2 separate regions of the Homo sapiens genome follow, and region 2 is linked to region 1. Evidence: chromatin loops called from intact Hi-C (ENCODE). Cell type or tissue: endothelial cell of umbilical vein. All regions are shown on one strand. Each heading gives the region's core, and the rest is flanking DNA. Links, peaks and the distances in the headings are about the cores only.

Evidence for each region. Peaks named below come from ENCODE experiments on the same cell type or tissue, not always from the same donor. Only the 100,000 strongest peaks of a DNase experiment are listed, where the experiment ranks them.
Region 2: it touches region 1 in a loop (14-fold over the local background); 2 of 110 quality-filtered maps call a loop at or near these places.

The regions. Positions count from the first base shown.
Region 1 is chr16:49,917,843-49,928,146 of GRCh38, reverse strand. No RefSeq gene overlaps it. Among named protein-coding and RNA genes, the nearest start is that of ZNF423, 67 kb to the right of the region's middle. RefSeq lists silencers at 3,795-3,967, 4,950-5,133 and an enhancer at 5,810-6,541. In endothelial cell of umbilical vein, for the core only: a CTCF peak has its summit at 6,100 (motif pointing right); a DNase peak (open chromatin) is centred at 6,126.
Region 2 is chr16:48,683,371-48,693,674 of GRCh38, reverse strand. All of the region lies in intron 1 of LOC105371240 (a long non-coding RNA gene), which reads right to left. Among named protein-coding and RNA genes, the nearest start is that of N4BP1, 78 kb to the right of the region's middle. RefSeq lists a silencer at 6,035-6,154. In endothelial cell of umbilical vein, for the core only: a CTCF peak has its summit at 6,020; a DNase peak (open chromatin) is centred at 6,014.

The DNA of each region.
Region 1 (10,304 bases), core at 1,153-9,152:
TCCTACTCTGCTTGGGGGTTCTGACAGGGACAAGGGCTAATGAACTGAGGCACCTGGGCTGGAGTCAGGTAGACAGTAGAAGCACAGTTCCCAGGAGGAGGGCAGGAGAGAAACCTGTGGCCCACTCAGCTGGCACCTTGACCTCAGCCATACCAGAAGGTGGTCGGTGTGGCAGATTTTATTTTCTAAAGAGAGCCATGACTGTCTTCTGTCCATCATGTTCTCTTGTAATGTGACCTTGCCACTCTGCATGGCTTCTAAGCATAGGTCATATGCTCCCACCAGCTCCCCCGACTCCTCCTCCCTTCCCTCCCTCCCTCTCCAGGGATGCTCACCTTTGGAAACTGGCCACTATGCTTCAAGGAAGCCCAGGCCACATGAGGAGGTCATGTGTAGGTTTGTCCATGGGGAGGTCATGTGTAGACATGTGTATCGGGAGGTCACATGTAGATATGCGGGCTGACAGCCCCTACTGAGGTCCCAGTGGACCTAAGGCATCAAAAGTGAGTGAGGGAAACTTGCAGATGACTCCAGCCTCAGATGCCACCTGAGTGCAACCATGTATAAGACCCTGAGTGAGAACTGAGCTGAACCCAGTTAAGCTCCAGAACCATGACAGATAACAAAAATGACTGTTGTTGTTTTAAGCCACTAAATTTTGGGTGGTTTGTTGTGCTGCAGTAGATAATCAGAACAATTAGTTTTTGTTTTTGCAATAGACTTGTTTTTTTTTTTTTAACAGCAGTTTTAGGTGCACTGGAAAATTAAGCAGAAGGTACAGAGATTTCCCATGTATTTCCAGTTTGTACACATGCACAGCCTCCTTCATTATCAACATCCTCCACCAGACGGGTGCATTTTTTACCACTAATGAACCTCCACTGACACATCATTATCATCCAAAACCCATGGTTTACATTAGGGTTCACTCTTGGTGTTGTGCATTCTATGCGTTTGGACAAATACATAATGACATCTATGCACTATTCTGGTATCATACAGAGTAGTTTCACTGCCCTGAAAATCCTCTATGCTCTATTTATCCTGCCCTCCCCCCAACCCCTGGCAACCACTGATCATTTTACTGGCTCCATAATTTTGCCTTTTCCAGAATGTCATAGAGTTGGAATCATACAGTATGTACATATCCTTTCAGCTTGGCTTCTTTCACTTAGTAATATGAATATAAGATTCCTTCACATCTTTTCATGGCTTGATAATTCTTTTTTTTTTTCTTTTTTCTTTTTTTTTTTTTTTGAGATGCAGTCTCACTCCAGGCTGGAGTGTAGTGGTGCCATTGCAGCTCATTGCATCCTTGACATCCTGGGCCCAAGCGATCCTCCTGCTTCAGCCTCCCAAGTAGCTGGGACCACAGGTGTGCATCACCACACTCGATTAGTTTATTTTTATATTTTGTAGAAATGAGGTCTCCCTATGTTGCCCAGACTGGTATCAAACTCCTGGCCTCAAGTGATCCTTCTGCCTCAGTCTCCCAAAGTGCTGGGATCACAGGTATGAGCCACTATGCCTGGCTTTATTTCTTTTTAGTTCTGAATAATATTCCATTTTCGGGTTGTGTCACAGTTGATTTATCCATTTACCTACTGAAGAACATCTTGATTGCTTCCAAGTTTTGGCAATTATGAATAAAGCTGCCATAAGCATATATGGGCAGGCTTTTGTGGGGACACAAATTTTCAATTCATTTGAGATAGATACCAAGGAGTGTTATTCCTGGATCATATGGTTAGAGTATGTTTCCTTTTATAAGAAACCGCCAGACTGCTTTCCAAAGCAGCCACGCCATTTTGCATTCCCACCAGCAATGAATGAGAGTCTCTGTTGTTGCACATCCTCACCAGCATTTGGTGCTGTCAGTGTTCTGGATTTCGGCCATTCTAATATGTGTGTAGTGGTATCTCATCGTTGTTTTAATTTGCATTTCCCTAATGACAGTGATATTGAGCATCTTTTCATGTGCTTATTTGCCCTTTGTATATCTTCTTCAGTGAGGTGTCTGTTGTGGCAAAAGATGGTCATTTGCCCATTTTTTAATCAGGTTGTCTGTTTTCTTATTGTTGAGGTTTTAGAGTTCTTTGTCTATTTTAGATAACAGTCCTTTATCACATATGTGTTTTGGAAATATTTTCTCCCAGTCTGTGGCTTGCCCTCCCATTATCTTGACAGTGTCTTTCAGAGAGCCAAAGCTTTTTAATTTTAATGAAATCCAGCTTATCAATTATGTCTTCCATGGATTATGCCTTTGATGTTGCATTTTAAAAGTCATTGCCAAACCCAAGGTCACCTAAATTTTCTCCTATGTTATCTTCTAGGATTTTATAGTTTTTCATTTTATGTTTAGATTTCTGATCCACTTTGAGTTAATTCTTGTGAAGGATGTAAGGTCTGTGTTGAGTTAATTCTTGTGAAGGGTGTAAGGTGTGTGTCTAGATTCACCTTTTTGCATGTGGATGTACAGTTTTTCCAGCACCATTTGTTGAAAAGACCATCTTTACTCCCTTGAATTGCCTTTGCTCCTTTGTCGAAGATCAATTGACTATATTTATGTGGGTCTATTTCTGGGCTCTCTATTCTGTTCCATTAATCTAGTTGTCTATTCTTTCATTAATACCTCAGTCTTCATTACTGTAGCTTTACCGTAAGTCTTGAATTCAGGTAGGGGCAGTCCTCTGACTGTGCTTTGGTATCAAGTTAGCTATTTTGGTCTTTTACCTTTTCATATAAACTTTAGAATCAGTTTATTGATATCCATAAAATAACTTGCTGGAGTTTTAACTGGGATTGCATTGAATCTATAGAATTTGGGAAGAACCGACATCTTGATACAATTAAGGCTTCTTATCCATAAACAAATAATACTACTCTCTATTATTTATTTCTTCTTTGATTTCTTTCATCAGAGTTTTTTAGTTCCTCTCATATAAATATTCTTGCATATTTTGTTAGATTTATGCCTAATTCATTCTTTTGGGTGCTAATCTAAATGGTATTGTGTTTTTAATTTCAAATTCTACTTGTTCATTGCTAGTATATAGGAAAGTGACTGACTTTTGTATAATAACCTTTATCCTGCAACCTTGCTATAATTGCTTAATTTCAAGAGGAATTTTTGTTCCATTCTTTTGGATTTTCTGCAGTCAGAACAGTTTTTTAAAACTTATACCCTACTTCTTTGCTACTAAGATCTCATCTACCTAGTGACAGATTTTGTTGGGGAATGGGTAGGAGCTGAGAGGAGAAAAAGAGCTATCCTGCTGTGAAAGGTGCTTAATAATTGTAAAACAGATACTAATTTAAGGAACTTTAAAATATCATGTGAGAAAATATGCATCATAGATCAGTCTTTTTCCTAGAAGCACAGCGCACCCTGAACTCCTTCTTAGAGTAGAAGATGCATCAGTGTTGGGGCTTCATGGGTCCAGGTTGCCAGGGGTGGGATGCCAGGAGCTAAGACCCAGGCTGTCCAGGGAGCTATGGGTGTCTGGGCAGCCCCAGATCTGCATGGGGCCAAAAGCCTGGTGTTCTGGGATTGGAGATTCAGTGGTGCAGCTCTTGTCCACCCTGGGGCCTTTTTCAAGCAGCCAGTGTCAGGGGTCTCAGTCCACAGGTTGCCAATTGGTGCTTGTACTTTTTTCTGTGTTTGAGCATAAAATATCAACTTCTAGGCATGAAAGAGCCAAACAAATGAACACACAACAACTCAAGGATAACAAAACACCACTTTTTGCAGTGGACATGTGTGGTTTCCTTCTGCAGGGATTTTCGGTTCACAGCCCTTTGGAACATCTCAACCCCAGGGACTGACTTCCCAAGCCCTGGCTACAGAGGCCGTCATGTGACTTGGGCCTGGCCAATCAGCATATTCCGTTGGCTTAGCCTTGGTGATTGGTTCAGGGATGGTCCCGTGATTCCAGCTAGTCCAATGAGAGCTCTCCTCAGGACTTCTGCCAGGACTTCCTGGGAACCCTGCAGATGTACCTTTTCTGGTGGGACTGCCAAACCCTTAGGACGTCATCCTCGAACTGGGATCGGGTAGGGAACAACCTAAGGGAGAGGATGGTGAACCTGCCTGAGAGTGAAGACACAGAGGACAGCGCAGGCAAGGAGCAGGTTCCTGATATGATTGTCTGAGGCCCTGGGTCCTGGTGCTGGAAGGCAGCCGCACCCTGGCATTTTCAGATACTAGAACCAGCGACCCCCTTTCATACTGAATCCTGTTTGACTGGGTGTTTATCACTTGACTGACATCCTCTAAGAATTGTGCAGTGGGCCGTGTGCAGCCAGCCACCTCCTTCCGGAAAGACAAACTCTCAACTCTGTCAGAAAATGGGCTGTGTCTGTGCCTCTCTCTCTTTCCTAGAACCTGAGGACCTCCCTCCTGACTCCCCACACCTGGGGCTGACCTGCACGCCCTCCGAGCCACATTACCTGCGCAGCCTTGCCTGGCGATCGTGCTGAGCAGCACCTACCTGGTACGCAGCTGCTTGAGCATCCGTCTGTCTTTCTGTCTTCTCTTCTGGAGAATATGAGTCCTGGGGAGCTGGAGCCCAATCGGTCCTCCCTCCCCTACAGGCCTGGGCACCCTACCTGGCACTTGCCCGGTGCTCTGTGAACTGAATGGGAAAAGGAAAGCAGACCAAGTCACCTGGAAAGCAGGCATGGGACGAGGAAAGATCAGTGGTCTTGGAATCCAAAAGTAAAGGGCGGCATCGTGGCACTGCAGCTCTCCGGCTATTTGCTTGGGCAAATCCTGGCTTTCATCTCCAGCTGCCTCGTCCATGGCAGAGAGATCGTGGGTCTAACCCTCGTTGTGTCACAGTGAAAGCATGCTCAGGGCCAGCATGTGGAGCTCTCACAGAGGTTGCTCCTATTCCCTGGGCTTTCGCCCAGAGCTGCGTGCTTTACACTTGCAATCCCCTCCAAACCTCCCTGCTACTGGATCCGGAAGGCTCCATTTTACAGATGAGCAAACTAGACGCAGTGAGGTTGAGTCAGTTGCTCAATGCCACACAGCTGGTCATCGAAGAAGGCTGCCCTTGAGCCCAGATCTGCTCACCCCAGAGCCCTGGGTCCTAGCTTTTAGGCTCTGGTCTCTCTGAGGCTGGAAGGGCTTCCCTGAGCAGTGGCCAAGCCAAGAGGTGGCTTAGGGGAACAGTTTTGTTGTGGTTGTAGAGTCAGGGTCTCCCTGTGTTACCCAGGCTGGTGTCAAGCTTCTGGGCAAGTGATCCTCCCACCTCGGCCTCTTAAAGTGCTGGGATTACAAGTGTGAGCCACCACACCTGGCTGGCCTAGGAAAACTTAAACCCATCTCACATCTCCCCCAGCCCCTCCAACCCCTGAGTGAAATTTATGGTTCAGGTAAAGACGGTGTGCCTGTTCTTCAGCTTCAAGACAAGCCCTCAGCCCCTGCTCCTAAGGCAGACTGCCAATCTCCTAGCCTGTCCAGCCTGCCCCTACTCAGTGAGCTGATGAGACAAGGAGTGGGGCTGGGATCCTCTGAGCCAGACCACACTTGAAGCTTCCGGAGAGCCAACACAGGGAGATTCTGTCCTGGGCTCCAGGCCTTTCTGAGACAAAGCCCCTCCATCTACATGTCTCAGTTGGTGCCTGGTCCTGGGCGGCATGCAAGGCCAGGCTGTTTCCAGTTTTGAGTGTTCCTATGTGGTAAAAATGAAGAAGCATCAACACAAATTTCCACCTTTGTAGTGTACTTACATAAATAGCTTTCACAGATTAATGCTTCTAACACACAAATGGTGTGATTTAACTATGCCAGGGTACTTAGCATATTATTTTTTAAATTGATTTATAGGTCACTGAAGGGAGGCTGGCCTGGCAATGGACCGCAAGATTCAAGGTGGAGAATGTCCCTCGTTTCCATCCTGTTTCTGTGACTTGTATATGACAGTATTTAGGGAAGGTGAAAGGCATACCTTTGTGGCTCCTGTCCTGATAAGGTGGGCAACCAATTGCCACAGTCAGGGTTGGGGAGGGGCACAGGGAGGTGGTGGAGCCCTGCACCTTCACCCCATTACCTGTGCTGGAGTTCCTGCCATCGGAGGCTTCCTGAGAATTTCCAGCCACCAGAAGGGGGCAGACGGTGACTTCTGAAGCTGGGACACAATGGGTCTGTGAGGAGGCAGGCAAGAGGGGGTGGAGGCGCCAGGCTGAAACCACCACCTCCACCACCTTGGGACAAGCTGGGCCCCCATCAGCTGGGCTTGGCTCTCCGGAAGCTTCAGGTGTGGGCTAGCTCAGAGGATCCCAGGCCCACTGCTTGTCTAGTCAGGTCACCAGATTGGGGAGGGCTTGACAGGCTAGGGGGCTGGCAGTCTGCCTTAGGAGCAGGGGCTGGGGCTGGTTTTGAAGCTGAAGAACAGGCACATTGTCTTTACCTGGACCATACATTTAACTAGGGGGTTGGAGGGGGCTGGTGGAGATTTGAGGTGGGTTTAAGTTTTCTGAAGCCAGCCAGGTGCAGTGGCTCACACCTGTAATCCCAGCACTTTGGGAGGCTGAGGTGGAAGGATCGCTTGAGCCCAGGAGTTTGAGACCAGCCTGGGCAACACAGGGAGACTCTGTCTCTACAACAACAAAAACGTTCCCCTAAGCCACCCCTTGGCTTGGCCACTGCTCAGGGAAGTCCTTCCAGCCTCAGAAACCCCCAGAGCTGCCGAATCGTCCCGCATGGAAGACAGACACAGATGCAAGTGTCTAAATGCCTTTGTGCATCCTGGTTCCAGGTGGGAGGCGCTGGGAGATGGGGGCCTCTCACTTAGAAACTGCCTCCCCTCCCAAACCTGGACACATGGCCCACTGCTACACACCACCACCACCAGTGTTGGCTGTCGCAGGACGCCGAGGGCCTGTGGTATGTCTGGAGCTTCCTCGTGGACAGGCCTTTCAGCAGTGTGCCATGATGGGCCCAGTCCCTGTTGAAATTGAGTCCTTTGTGGATTTCCTAAGCTACAAAGCAACCCCAGCCCTGGGATATCTCAAAGAGAATTTTTAAATGACATGAGCTGGACATGCAACCACAAGGTGTCTGCCCAGATTAAGGCGAACTCCAGCATGGGCCTTTGAAGGGCACTCGATTTCCCAGGGTGAAGATGGATTTCCACAACAGAATTCACAAAAGCCTCCCCAGCCCACACTCGTCCACTGGGACAGGGCTCACTGTCCCTGGGGGCTGCGGGGAAGGTTCCAGGATAGCAGGTATTTTTCACATCCCACCATACACTGCTGCCCAGGCAGTGGTACCAGCACCAGAGTCCCCGGACCTGTGTCTGCCCTAAGTGTCCTGCCTCCATGCTGTCCCTTCTCAGCACAAGACCCACTGTGTGTCTAGCCCCCCACCCCACTGGTTACATATCCATGGCTCCTGCAGCCTCAGAGCAAAATCCAGACGTTTATTGTGTTTCTGTGTGGCCTCCAGCCTCTCCACTTCCTCCCTCCACACACAACCAGCCACCTGGATGTCCAGTCTCTGGAGCCCTGGGCTTGCCCTGGGACCGTCCCACATTGCCATACTCTGTCTGGACTCTCTTGCCCCACTCTATGCAGCTAACTCCTCTTCATCCTTCGAGAGTCAGCTAAAATGTGGCCTATTGCAACAGGACTTCCCTGCCTACCAGGACCCTCGGTCCTGTCCTTCTGCTCAGTGCTGTCACAGATCTCATCATCACTTATTTATGTCACTACAGTCACAAGCCCAGCTCAGTGCCCAGCACATAGTAGGTGTTCAACAAACATGTGTTATGTGAACTCAGGAGCCCCTCATATGTGTCTGCTCCCTCCGGCAGAGGCCTACCTTGAGCGGGGCTTTGACCCTAAATCCAAGGGTATCCAAGAGGGACATCTGAGCCAACCTTGGGTCTCCATCTGCCCATGACTCCCCACCCCCCTTCCCTCCCCTGAAATGCACTTTCTTCATTCACTACAGATCTAGAACCTCCTGCAGGAACTGAGCTGAGCTGGCTAGCTGCAAGCTTCTAGGCAGGGAACAGGCATGGCCAGTCTGGAGGCTGCCTGAGAGACTGGGGCTTTGCTTCTCAGGCCTCACCTGCACCACCCTCCTTAGCTCACTCTCTGAAGCCCACCTTCCTGGAAAAGCAGGAGCCCCAGCCCCACCATTCCACTAAGCTCCCACCTCCAGCCTCTTGCTGGAAGTCTCTTGGCCAGAAGGAAAATGTCCCTTCACCTAGACAAGGCCCAGGTCCCTCTATGAGGGCTTTGGACTTGGCAGACAGCATTGGGTGCATCAGTCACCATTCAGACTGGCTTTCTGAGCCACACACAGTGCTCAGACCTGAGGGACACCATGAGGAATAAATATGGCCCCTGCTTCCCCAGCCCCAGGCCTATCCCAAGAGCTCTCATCCTTTCTGTTCAGGAAAGACTTTTGAACACATTTTAGTGGCTCATGAGAAGGGATTGAAGGACCCTAAGTCAGGAAGAATGACATATCACTGGCAGAAGAGGATGACAGAGCCTACTAGAAGCCCACTCTTATGCTCTCTGCTCTGCTTTGGAAGCAGGACAGAGGACAGGCACCCCAGGAGTGGTTGCCAGAGTTAAGGTGGAGTGGGGCACAGCAGGCAAGCAGCACCCTGGCAGATGGGAGATCCCATCCCAACTCCCACCAGCTCCTCTGTGTTCCTGGACAAACCGTTAAATCAAGGTGGCGAGTTATGTGGCCACAGGAGCCAGGTGTCAGCATAAATGAGTCTCACATATCCAGTAGAGAAAGCAAGACGCCACCTGAAGGGTTGGCTACTCCAGCCTCTGGTGCCTGGCAGGAATATGAGTTGCCAGATTTGATGATTGTTTAAAAAAAAAAAAACTTCCCACTTTATTATTTTGTTTAGAGGCAGAGTCTCATTCTGCCACATAGGCTGAAGTGCAGTGGTGCAATCATAGCTCACTGTGGCCTCGAACTTCCGGGCTCAAGGGATCTTCCCGCCTCAGCTTCCGGAGTAGCTGGGAACACAGGCATGAACTAGCATGCCTGGCTAATTGTTTTATTTTTATTTTTTTGTGGGGGACGGAGTTTCACTCTATCACCCAGGCTTGAGTGCAATGGTGTGATTTCAGCTCACTGCAACCTCAACCTCCTGGGTTCAAGTGATTCTCCTGCCTCAGCCTCCCGAGTAGCTGGGATTACACGCACGCACCACCATGCCCAGATAATTTTTGTATTTTCAGTAGAAACGGGGTTTCACCACATTGGCCAGGCTGGCCTCAAACTCCTGACCTCAGGTGTTCCACCTGCCTCACCCTCCCAAAATGCTCGGATTACAGGCGCGAGCCACTGTGCCCGGCCTATTTTTATTTTTTGTAGAGAGGAGTTCTCGCTATGTTGCCCCAGGCTGGTGTCAGACTCCTGGGCTCAAGCGATCCTCCTGCCTCGGCTTCCCAAAGTGTTGGGATTACAGACCTGAGCCATCGCACCTGGCCTAAATTTCCCATTTTAAATGTTGGCTCAATTATAAAACAGAAAAACAACAGAGCAAGGCAGACGGTGTTTCTGCAAGCCGTACTTGACAGGGCAGTCTCTCGATTAGGCTCTCAGTGGGGCCACCTGTAAAATGAGGGCACTACTCGAGGGTGAGAGCCATCAACAGCGCCTCCTAATGGATCAGCTCTGCCCATAGGCCACAGGACCTCATGGCTACAGCTGATTGGGCCAGGAGTGGGCACCTAGCCCAAGGGCAGCCAATCCCAGGCTAGCAATAGTTTATGCTGTGACTTGGGGCAAATAGTTTATTCTGTGACTTGGGCCACCACCGTCCTCACTCTTCTTACTCCGGATCCTCCCCTGCCTAGCCCCGTAAGTCATTCAGAGCTGAGTTCAGATGGTATCTCCATGCCAAGGCCATCTCTGATCACCTCTGTTTAAATTGCCTCCCGTTGCAGGGCAGATTTTTTTTTTCTTTTGCATTTTGTTCTGTGATGTATCTACAGTACCCAGAATGATATCTAACACATCATAGACCCTCACCAAATATTTGTTGAAGCAAGTAGTAAATTCCCACAAGTCCTCCCTTGTCGCTCCACAGCCCCTCACATGTTTTGTGCTAGCTCCAGCGAGACCTTCTGGCACACAAAAGAAGTAGATTAGGCCTGGCGTGGTGGTTCACGCTGGTAATCCCAGCACTTTGAGAGGCTGAGGTGGGAGGATCGCTTGAGCTCAGAAGTTGGAGACCAGCTTGGCCAACATCACAAGATCCTGCCTCTACAAAAATTTTTTAAAAATTAGCTGGTTGTGGCTGGGTGCAGTGGCT
Region 2 (10,304 bases), core at 1,132-9,131, 1.2 Mb after region 1:
CCTGGACTCAAGCAATCCGTCTGCCTTAGCCTCCGAAGTAGTTAGGACTATAGGCATATGCCACCATGCTCGGCTAATTTTTTTATTTTATAGAGATGGGGGTCTCCCTATGTTGCCCAGACTGGCCACAAGCGATCCTCCTGCCTTGGCCTCCCAAAGTGTTGGTATTAGAGGTGTGAGTCACCACCTCCAGCCTCCAGATTCATTTATTCAACCAAGCACATCTCCTAAGTGCTTAGGCTGTGTCTGGTGCCTTGCAGGCAACAGGGATCCCATGATTAACCTTCATCAATCTTGCCCCTCAAAGATTTCACGATCTGGTAGATTTAAAAGTTTCAGTTTACATGCCAGTTTATGTGAGTATGAGTCTACATATGTGTTTTTATTTTAATTATTCTTGGTGGAAACATTTCTAAGATTATTATAGAGGTCACCTCTTTTAAACAGAGCAGGCAGCTTAGCACAGTCTACCCTTTGCCTGGAGTTCCAAGGCTGTGATTGAGACTCCCAAATCTGCATGACCCTGTGAGGCAGAGCAACCCTCTACAGTCCTTATTGTGATTTTTGTCATATTCATATTGTTCCTGTCCCATCACCATCCTCTGCCACCCACCAGCAGCAAGATTCTTCCTGCTCTTAAGAGTCCACCATATTCAATAAGCGTTTGTAATACAGCAACAGCTTGAAAGTAATTCTTCCCCACCCTTCTGGCTCTCCAGACATGTCCAGGACACCTTCCTCCATTCATGAGCTCTTGAAAATGGGCACTATTATTATGCCCATTTTACAGATGAGGAAATTGAGTCTCAGATAGGTTAAGTTACTTGCCCTGAAGTCACAGTAGCAGAGCTGGAACTTATATCCAAACTGACTGACTCCCAAGATCAAATTCCTATTCACTCCACTATACTATTAGGAGTTTGTCACTTGTAGATGGGGGATGATCAGAGAGCTGCTTGACTCTATCCAAATCTGGACAGTTACAGGTTTTAAAACAGTCACAACTGGATAACCTACAGGTATTTTCTGAACACCTAGTGCTGTCAGAGATATGAAATAGCATGTCAAGGCCTTGAGAAGCTCATAGTCTAGTTGGGAATGTGGGCAGGAGACAGCAAGGGTACATCACCACCCAACCCATAGGAAGGTGCCAAAGAGTTCAGGATGGATGGCTCAGCATGGCTGGAAAACCTCTATTCAAAGTTCTGCTGTCCATGAAGGGTCCTGAATCAGAACCACCTGAATGAGGAGTGGGAAGTAATGAGTCACTTGTCATAAGGCTGTTCTAGCAGGGACAGGGGGTCAGAGGTGCTGAGCCATGCAGTGACAGGATATGTGGCTTCGACCATTCTTGCAGTTATTCAATAAATACTGAATGGAATACTCTGTACATGCAAGGCACTGTTCTCAGCACATTGAAGAAGACAGACAATGTCACTGCCCTCACAGAGCTTGTATTCTAGTGGGGGAGGCCTTACACAATTAAATAAACCAGACAATAAGAGGCAGTGAGAAGCAAATGGGAAAGGAGCTACTGCCGATTGGGAGGGGTAGAGGAATAGTCTTTCCAAAGAGGTGACATCTGAGTTAGGACATAAAAGGATGAGGAAGAGCCATGTAAAAGGAAGAGTGTGCCAAGCACATAGAAGAGTGTGTGAGAAGGTTCAGAGGTCCTTGTAAGGCTGATGTGGATGAAAGCTACCTTCCACCCACCAGGCTTTGCAGGTGGAGCTGTCCATGAAAAAGAAACACTGAAAAGAGAACTCAATTGAGAGTAATTAGGTAACTGTCTCCATGTGGCTTTGGGGTTAGGAGCTGAGAAGGGAAGAAAAATGGAAGGAAAGGGAAGCTCCAAATAGCCTGCTACAACCAAATGATTCTGAATATCTGATAATAAATATTCATATAATAATTGATGATGGTGATGATGATAAAAATGCTAAAAAGATCAGGCTGTCAGAGGGCAATGCTGCCCTTGGCAAAGATATGTGGCCTTTCTCAGACTCAAATAAAGGGCAAAGGATAGCACATCTCCTTCATTCTCTTTCTCCTGCCTGTGACATGCCTGAGAATCCCAGAGGTCATTCTCACTGCCCACAGGCATTCCTACTGGATCCCAAGTCCCTGCTGGGATCATAGCCATTATGATGCTCACAGGCTTCCCTGCCTCTAGAGATGGGTGCTGCAGTTGAGCCCTTGTGGCTAGTGGATGACACACCTGCTTCCCCCCACCACCACCCTGACTATGAGCATCTTGAGAACAGGACCAGGTCTTAGCCTTCGCTGTGGCCCCAGCACCTCCCCCGGGGCCTGGTGCATAGTAGATGTTCAGTAAGTATTGGCTGGAGAGAGAGAGGGAGGAGAAGATGGAGGAATTGAGAAATGGAGGAATAGAGGGATAGGGAAATACATCAATCACCTGTCTCCAGTCAAGGACAGGCATTTAGCAGCTGTTCAGAAAATAACTGATTGATTTTAATAGGCAAATGATAGGTCTTAATAAAATTCTCATTGTTGCTGAGCACAGTTGGGCTAGATTTTGAATAACAGTTTCTGTAAGACATTGATTCAGAATACCCCAGACCCCGGACCACCTCCTCTGACATTTTTATCAAATCAAAGGACATTGTGCTATATAGTGCAAAAAGCACACAGCCTAGAACTCTGCCACTTATCTGGTTTGTGATCGTGGGTATATTTCCTTAAGCCTCTGTTTCCTCTTATTAAAGAGTAGGGGAATGCAGAGAATTGCAGTAGGAATAAAAGGAATACTTTTTTGAAAGCAATTTGGGGTGTTTGTTTATTTTGTTTGTTTTTTTTCAAATCAAAATGAATGTATTGAGTACCTGCTGTATGTTCTTTCTGAGTGCTGGAAAGAAAGATAAAAGACAGTCCCTGGCCCAGAGGACCCCACAGTCTAGCAGTGAAGACAGACCCAGGAATGGGGATGTGATGGTTAATTTTATGTGGCAACTTGCCTGGACCACAGCACCCAGATATTTGATGAAGCATTATTCTGGATATTCCTGCGATGGTGTTTGGGATAAGATTAACATTTAAATCAGTGGACTCTGAGTGAAGCAGACAGCCATGTGGGTGGGCTTCATCCACTCCGTTGAAGTCCTGAATAGAACAAAGACGGACTTCCGCTACATAAGAAGGAATTCTGCCAGCAGACAGCCTTTGGACTCAAATTGAAACTCTTCCCTGCTTCCCTGGGTCTCCAGCCTACCCATCAGATTTTAAGCTCACCAAGTTTCCACAGTCACATGAGTCAATTCTTTCAAGTAAACCTTTCTGTATACACACATCTTGTTTCTGTTTCTCTGGAGAACCCTGACTAACACAGAGGACAATAACACAATAGTGAGTTGGATGCTCTAAGAAGGATCCTTAAGAATCCAGTGTCACGGAAAACCAAGGAGCAGTGATTAGCTCCATCTAGAAGGGTGTAAAGGAAGGCTTAGGATACTGGAGCTGGGACCTGAAGGCCAAGTTCATATTAAAAGATGAGAAAAGGGTCAGGCGTGGTGGTTCACACCTGTAATCCCAGCACATTGGGAGGCCAAGGAGGGCGGATCACCTGGGGTCAGAAGTTCAAGACCAGCCTGGGGAACATAGTGAAATCTGGTCTCCACAAAAAAAAAAAAAAATAGCCAGGCATGGTGGCACATGCCTGTAATCCCAGCTACTTGGGAGGCTGAGGCAGGAGAATCATTTGAACCCGGGAGATAGAGGTCGGAGTGAGCCAAGATTGTGCCACTGCACTCCAGCCTGGGCGACAAGAGCAAGACTCCATTTCAATATATATATATGAAAAGATCTTCCAAGCATCATTCAACAGGATCATGCTCACTCCCTCCATTTCCTTAGTAGTTATATGAACTTTAATCAGATTCTCTTTCTCTTGAAAATTCTCTTCTCCAGGCTGTTCCAGCCTATTTTCTCGTTTGAGGACCTAGCTGTGTGACCTAGACAAATCCCCTAATGTCTGTGAGCCTCAGTTTACTCCTTGTTAAATGCCTATTCATGGAGTCCCGGAAGGCACTTTGCACATTTCCTATTCTGTATTGCACCTTATAATTCTGTATTATTTTTACAGTGTTCAGCAGGTTCATACCCTACGGAACATCAATGAGTTTCTTCTGACCTCTATCCAAGGAAGTAGGGAAACAGGTTTACCTTATAGCATGCACTATATAAATTAGCTGCAAAGAAAGACAAATATTTAACAAATTTAAATAATCAAATAATACTATATAAGATTGTGAACTCTTATATCCTAGAGTTTCATTACAAATGGAGACACTCCTGGGACTCTAGTGGCAAGGGGCAGGAGGAAAGAAGAGTTGGCATCTTGTGTTCCTCCAAGGACACAGTTGGATGCAGAGCCTCAATGTCTGAACCTGAAATTGGCCTCAGAGGGAGGACAGTTAGGCAGGCTGTTCTCTGAGATGGGAAAAGCATTAACTATGGAAGAATGGGGAGTCCTCTGCCCCACTCTCCCCACTATGCAAAAAAGCAAGAATTCATGAAGATGGCATCTGCTTGGCCACAGACCAGAATCATCCTGGGATACCTGGATGAGACAACCCTGCAGAAAGCCCCATGCAGTCATTACATCTGTAGAGCCCCATCACAGACTCCTGAGCGTCAGGGTGGTCCAATCAAGGGCATTAAATGGGAACTCCCCAGGGGCCTGATATAGGCCAGTCATTCAGGGGATAAACTTCTTTATCTGGGGCTCTTTACTTACCCCAGGACCTGCTGGGCCAAGGTTCTCTTTCAATAACCAGTTTTGTTGCTCAAGGATAAAGGGAGAATGCCCCATGGGCAGAAGAAACTAAATCCCTGAAGAATTCAATTGGCTGCTGCATCCACTGAGAAGATTAAAAATATACTGAGCACATACTGTTTCCCTCTTAGGAGGAGAAAGAAACTAACTAGACTACTCTAAGGATGTTCCTTAAGTCTCAGGCCAAATTAATGTCCAGACACACATTATTTGTGTGAATTGAAAAGATCTTATGTCTAGAGCCTCAAACTGGCAAACAAGAAAAACAAACCAAAAAGGAAAATGAAAAAGAGGGAAAGAAAAAAAAATAAGAGGGAAAGGCAAAGCATTCATAAAAGCATTCAGAACCCAAAGTGGTATCATGGCAAGATCAGGGGCCTTTTGAGTGTCTGAGACATGGGTTTGAATTTTAGTTCTACCCCCTTATTAGTTTTGTCATTTTATCTTTTCCTTTTTTCTCTTTGGCACAGTCTCGTTGTCTATCAAATCTAGTGATACCTACTTTTCAGGAACATTGTGAAGATTAAGATTACAGAAGAGATGATGTTGTTTGTTGGTTGAGTAGGCTTTCAACAAATAGTTTCGGTTACTGTCATTTCACCAGAAATGGCTCTTTATGTTCGAGTTAAAATGCATTGGATAATTGTTTTGTAATGGAAGCGGCAACAAAATTATAATCAAAGGAGCAACACAGCATGTGCCATGTAGAATTCTATGCTATGGTTTGGTTTAGAAGTCAACGTTTTCATCTTTATTTTATGCCTAATATAAAAATGCCTCAAGTTTATTTACCAACTAGACACTAATGTGCATTCTAAGGGAAATTACCCTCACCAGGATCTGACTCTGGCTATAAAATGTTAAATAACAAATCACTTAGTGAAAGAAAAATTTTTTTTGCTTTTAAATAAAGATGAGAGGGATAGTGGAATTCATAAAATAAGTCAGTCATATCTGTGCTTTGCTCTCTTCAACACATCACTAAAACAAGGGTCCTCCTGTCTCCATTTATCTTAAACTGAACTAAGGCTCCCAGCTCCTGCAAATGAGACCTCAAATGATCAATTACATCTTAGTGCACGAAGTCAAAGGGTAAATGTATTATTGCTCACCACAGGCCGACCCTAACCTCAGGATTAATGCCATAAACAAAAAAAAAGGAAAAATATAGTTAAGCCTGTGAAGGCACTGGCTTTGGTCTCCAAAAAATTACAAAAGGGAAATGATGACCCCTACCGTTAGGAACAAGAACAGACAGCCTGCTTTGGGAACCTGGAGAGGGCCGTGTGGAAGGAGGCGTGGTTATTGAGAGCCGCAAGGACACCGGCTCCCACAGTGGTGTGTTTTCCTGTTGAGGCCCCACTGGACAGGAGGCCCTGGCTTCCCCTTGAGGGATCTCTGCGGGAAGCAAAAAATTTATAAGCTCTCCGTTTAAAATATTTTTAATGTTTTAATTAAGAAGCTTGGGCTTGCTTTGGTAAATGTAACTTTTTTGCATTATATTTTATGCTTGAAATGACCACGCAATTTCTGATAAAGACTTGTTAATGATGATTTCTCCAAATTCCCAGTGGTCATCATCCATGGGAAAACTTGTATGCACAGGTAACAATGAAACATTTTTAATATTTTAACAATTCCAAAATTGTTGAAGTTATACTTAAAGGATCTAATAGCTCTTTGGCATGTGGAAATTTCTTGTAATAATGCAAAAGTTTTTCAAATTCAACCCAGCCTTTTAACATTAAGTATTTTCAAATAATGAGGAAACTATAATCTGCAAAACATGAATTGTTGGAGGTGTCATCCTGCAGCAAGCTTAGACACCACAGAGAGAGCTTGTCAGCCACAAGTGGACAGACAGCCAAGAACTATATTTCTATTTCAGGGCTTCTGCTTGGAGCTGTGCTTCACACTATCCCTGCCGAACCTCCTCAGTGCCACCCCATTCTTCCTATAATGACCACCTACCTCTTCCCTGCCCAGCCTACAACGCCCTCCATTGCCCACCCTATCCTGATGTCATCATCCATTCCTTTCCAGGCCCCTCACTGGCTGACTGACTTTCTCCATGGCTCTTTCCTGCCCCAGGACTTTCACACGAGCTGTTCATTACCTCTGCCCAGAACATTCCTCCCCTGTCTTCGCCTAGCTAACCCCTATTCACGTGTGTGTTCCTCAGGATGCCTTCTCTGATCACAACAAAGTCTCCCCATGCTCACGGTTTTGTATTTCAGTTTCCTCGTCTGTAAAAACGGAAATAAAATAGGTTTGTTTTGAGGAATAAATGAGATATGACACATTTAAGCACCTAGAACAGTACCTGGCTTGCAATGAATGTTCAATAAATCATCACTGCACTTTCACACTTTTCCTCTGTGGCCTGTATCACAACTATAAATAGATATTGATTTGCTTGTATTTGTTCCTCACTAGGCTGTAAACTCCATCAAGGCCAGAGAACATGTCTTTTTCTTTTTCCACCACTATATACCAAGGCCCAGCATAGTCCCTGGTGTCAATGTATATTTAGGGTTTTTATTGTTATGATTGTTGTTTTATGTGTATATTTTCATTTTCCTTCCAACATTTATTTCAGGTTCAAGGGGTACATGCGAAGATTTGTTACATGAGTAAATTGCATGTCATAGGGATTTAGTGTACATATTATTTCATCACCCGGGTAATGAGCTTAGTAACAAATAGGTGGTTTTATTGTTGTTGTTTTGCGGGGGGGCGGGTTTGGCTTGTTTTTTGTTTTTTGTGGGTTTTTTTTTTTTGAGACGGAGTTTCACTCTGTCACCCAGGCTGGAGTGTGGTGGGGTGATCTCGGTCACTGCAACCTCCACGTCCTGGGTTCAAGCGATTCCCCTGCCTCAGCCTCCCGGGTAGCTGAGATTACAGGCATGCACCACCATGCCAGGCTAATTTTTGTATTTTTATTAGAGACGGGGTTTCACCATGTTGGCCAGGCTGGCCTCGAACTCCTGACCTCAAGTGATCTGCCTGCCTCAGCCTTCCAAAGTGTTGGGATTACAGGCGTGAGCCACTGCGCCTGGCCCAAATAGGTGCTTTTTAAATCCTCACCCTCCTCCCAACCTCCACCCCCAAGCAGGCCCTGGCGTCTATGCAGTTGGTCATGGAAATTCTACACAGCAGAGAAACCGCATCAAGTAATTGGAGGGTGAATCTGAAAAAGCTTAAAATGCTGATGTAAAAATACATCAGACCCACTTCCTCTTGCTGTCACCACCTCCCTAGCTCCACCCTGCTATACTTCCTTCCCCTCCCTCCCTTTTATCCCTTGCTGTCCCTGAATCTGTTTTTCTGGCATTCCGTGTTTCTCTGCACTATTCCCATATATGAGCTGATACACAGTAAGTGCTCAATAAACTTTATTGAATAAATTCTGGGACAACTGAAGAGCTGGATGAAAGAGGGAGGATGGATAAGTAGGAGAATGAGAGGATGGATGGGGTACACACTCCCCCACTTAGCATGGAGGAAATTTCCTCTTGTGATTTCAAAAATCTACCCCCCCGCCAAAATCTCTACCCTGATGTTTGTTCCCCTAACCCAGTGAAAACAGAAGTGGTCCCTCTCCTTGAAGTTAATTTAAAACCTAAACATGAATCCAGTCTGATGGGCCCATGACACTTGAGGCTCTATCTGGGCAGCCTCTCCATTACTCCTAATGGCCAGCTTTGAAATGGAATTACTTCATTCTTCAAAGTAAAGTGCAGGGAGTTTTTCCCTCTCTGAACAGCAAGCACATACTGCAAAGACATTCTGCTTCTATAAATATGCTTTTCTAAATGTTAAAGGGTTAGAGCAATTTCTAAAGGTCTCTGCCTCGAAGGAGCCCTCCAATGATATTTAATTGAACTACTTTTGCTTTGAGAAGTGAGGAAACTAAAATGTAAGAAGTGGAAATGCTTCTTGGTTTTATGTCAAAACATAGGCTTCTAGAAAAAATAGTGGAAAATAATTTTCTGTTATTAAACTCAGGAAAATGAATGTAAACAGCTCAACCAAGGAGAGCAAAGTACAGGATTTTTGTAGGACAGTTGGAGGAAAAACTGTCTCCTTTAAAACTCTCATTTTAAACCCTTAACAACTGTTGAAGGCATTTGTGTTGATGAAAATCACTAAAAATCTCTCTCCTTCCTTTGGCATTCAAAATTGAGCATTCAATATAAACATGTCTGCAGCAAGTTTAAATATTAACTTCTTTCATGACATCCCATGGTGTTTCCAGAGCAAATTCCTCTGAACAGAAGAAACTAAATTTTGTAAAGGTTGAAAAAAGAGACAGATCACCTAAATGAAGCAAACTCTCTGGAAACACGCAAATGATCAACTTGCCATTTTGTATTTGTGAAAACATTTGAATGACAGTTGGCATATTTCAACCTAAGTCACATTAAGGAGCCAATAATTAAATCTTTGTTCCTACTCAATGTATTGATAATGTTGGTATAATTCTGAATTTGATGTGATGTTCTCTGAAGAGAAAAGGGACTGAGGACTGCTGAGTCAGCATTCACAGAATGCCAGAAAGAGAAGGTGAATGAGTTTGATTACTACACAGTTGCAACTGCTGTGCCCTGCAGAACCCCAGTGGACACTATGCATTTAGAGTACAATGTGTATGGTGCCATGGTGGCAGAATTGCGTAGTTGTGACTGTCTAAAATATTTACCATCTGTCTTTTTATAGAAAAAGTTTGCTAGGCCAGGTGTGGTGGCTTACGCTTGTAACCCCAGCACTTTGGGAAGCCAAGGCAGGAGGATCACTTGAGCCCAGGAATTCAAGACCAGCCTGGGCAACATAGCAAGGCTCTATCTCTACAAAAAAATTTAAAGATTAGCTGGGCATGGTGGTGCACACCTGTAGTCCCAGCTACTCAGGAGACTGAGATGAGAGGATCTCCTGAGCCAGGAGGCTGAGGCTGCAGTGATCCATGATTGTGCCACTGCACCTTAGCCTGGGTAACAGAGGGAGACTCTGCCTCAAAAAGAAAAGAGAAAAAAGAAAAGAAAAGAAGGGGAGGGGAGGGAAGGGTAGGGTTGAATTTACTGACCTCTGAATTATAAGGACACTGTGCTCTATAGGGCAAAGCTCGAGGAGAGGGGCTATGGCTTCTCTTGTCCTTTTTCCAGGCCTCTGTCTCCAGACCTGTAAGTTAAAGCTAAAACTTCCTACTCCTTATCTCTTAGAGTGCTGTGTGGGACATATTGGTTGAAGATTTTTTTCAATGAATTTTTGTATTTTTTCACTAAGAAACATACTGTGTAATTGAGAAAATGAAAAATATGTTTCCATTCTTTCCTTGATGCTTTCTATGCTATGAACTAAGAGTAAGTGATTCACTGAAAAAACAGTTCTGCAGTGAACAACCTGTGCATCTGTACTTTGCACACTTTGCAGTTATACTGTTGTCTTTTGTTAGGCTACCTAGCATGAAAATATTTCTCCAATTGAGTGGAACCCAAACCACAGGGAGGCA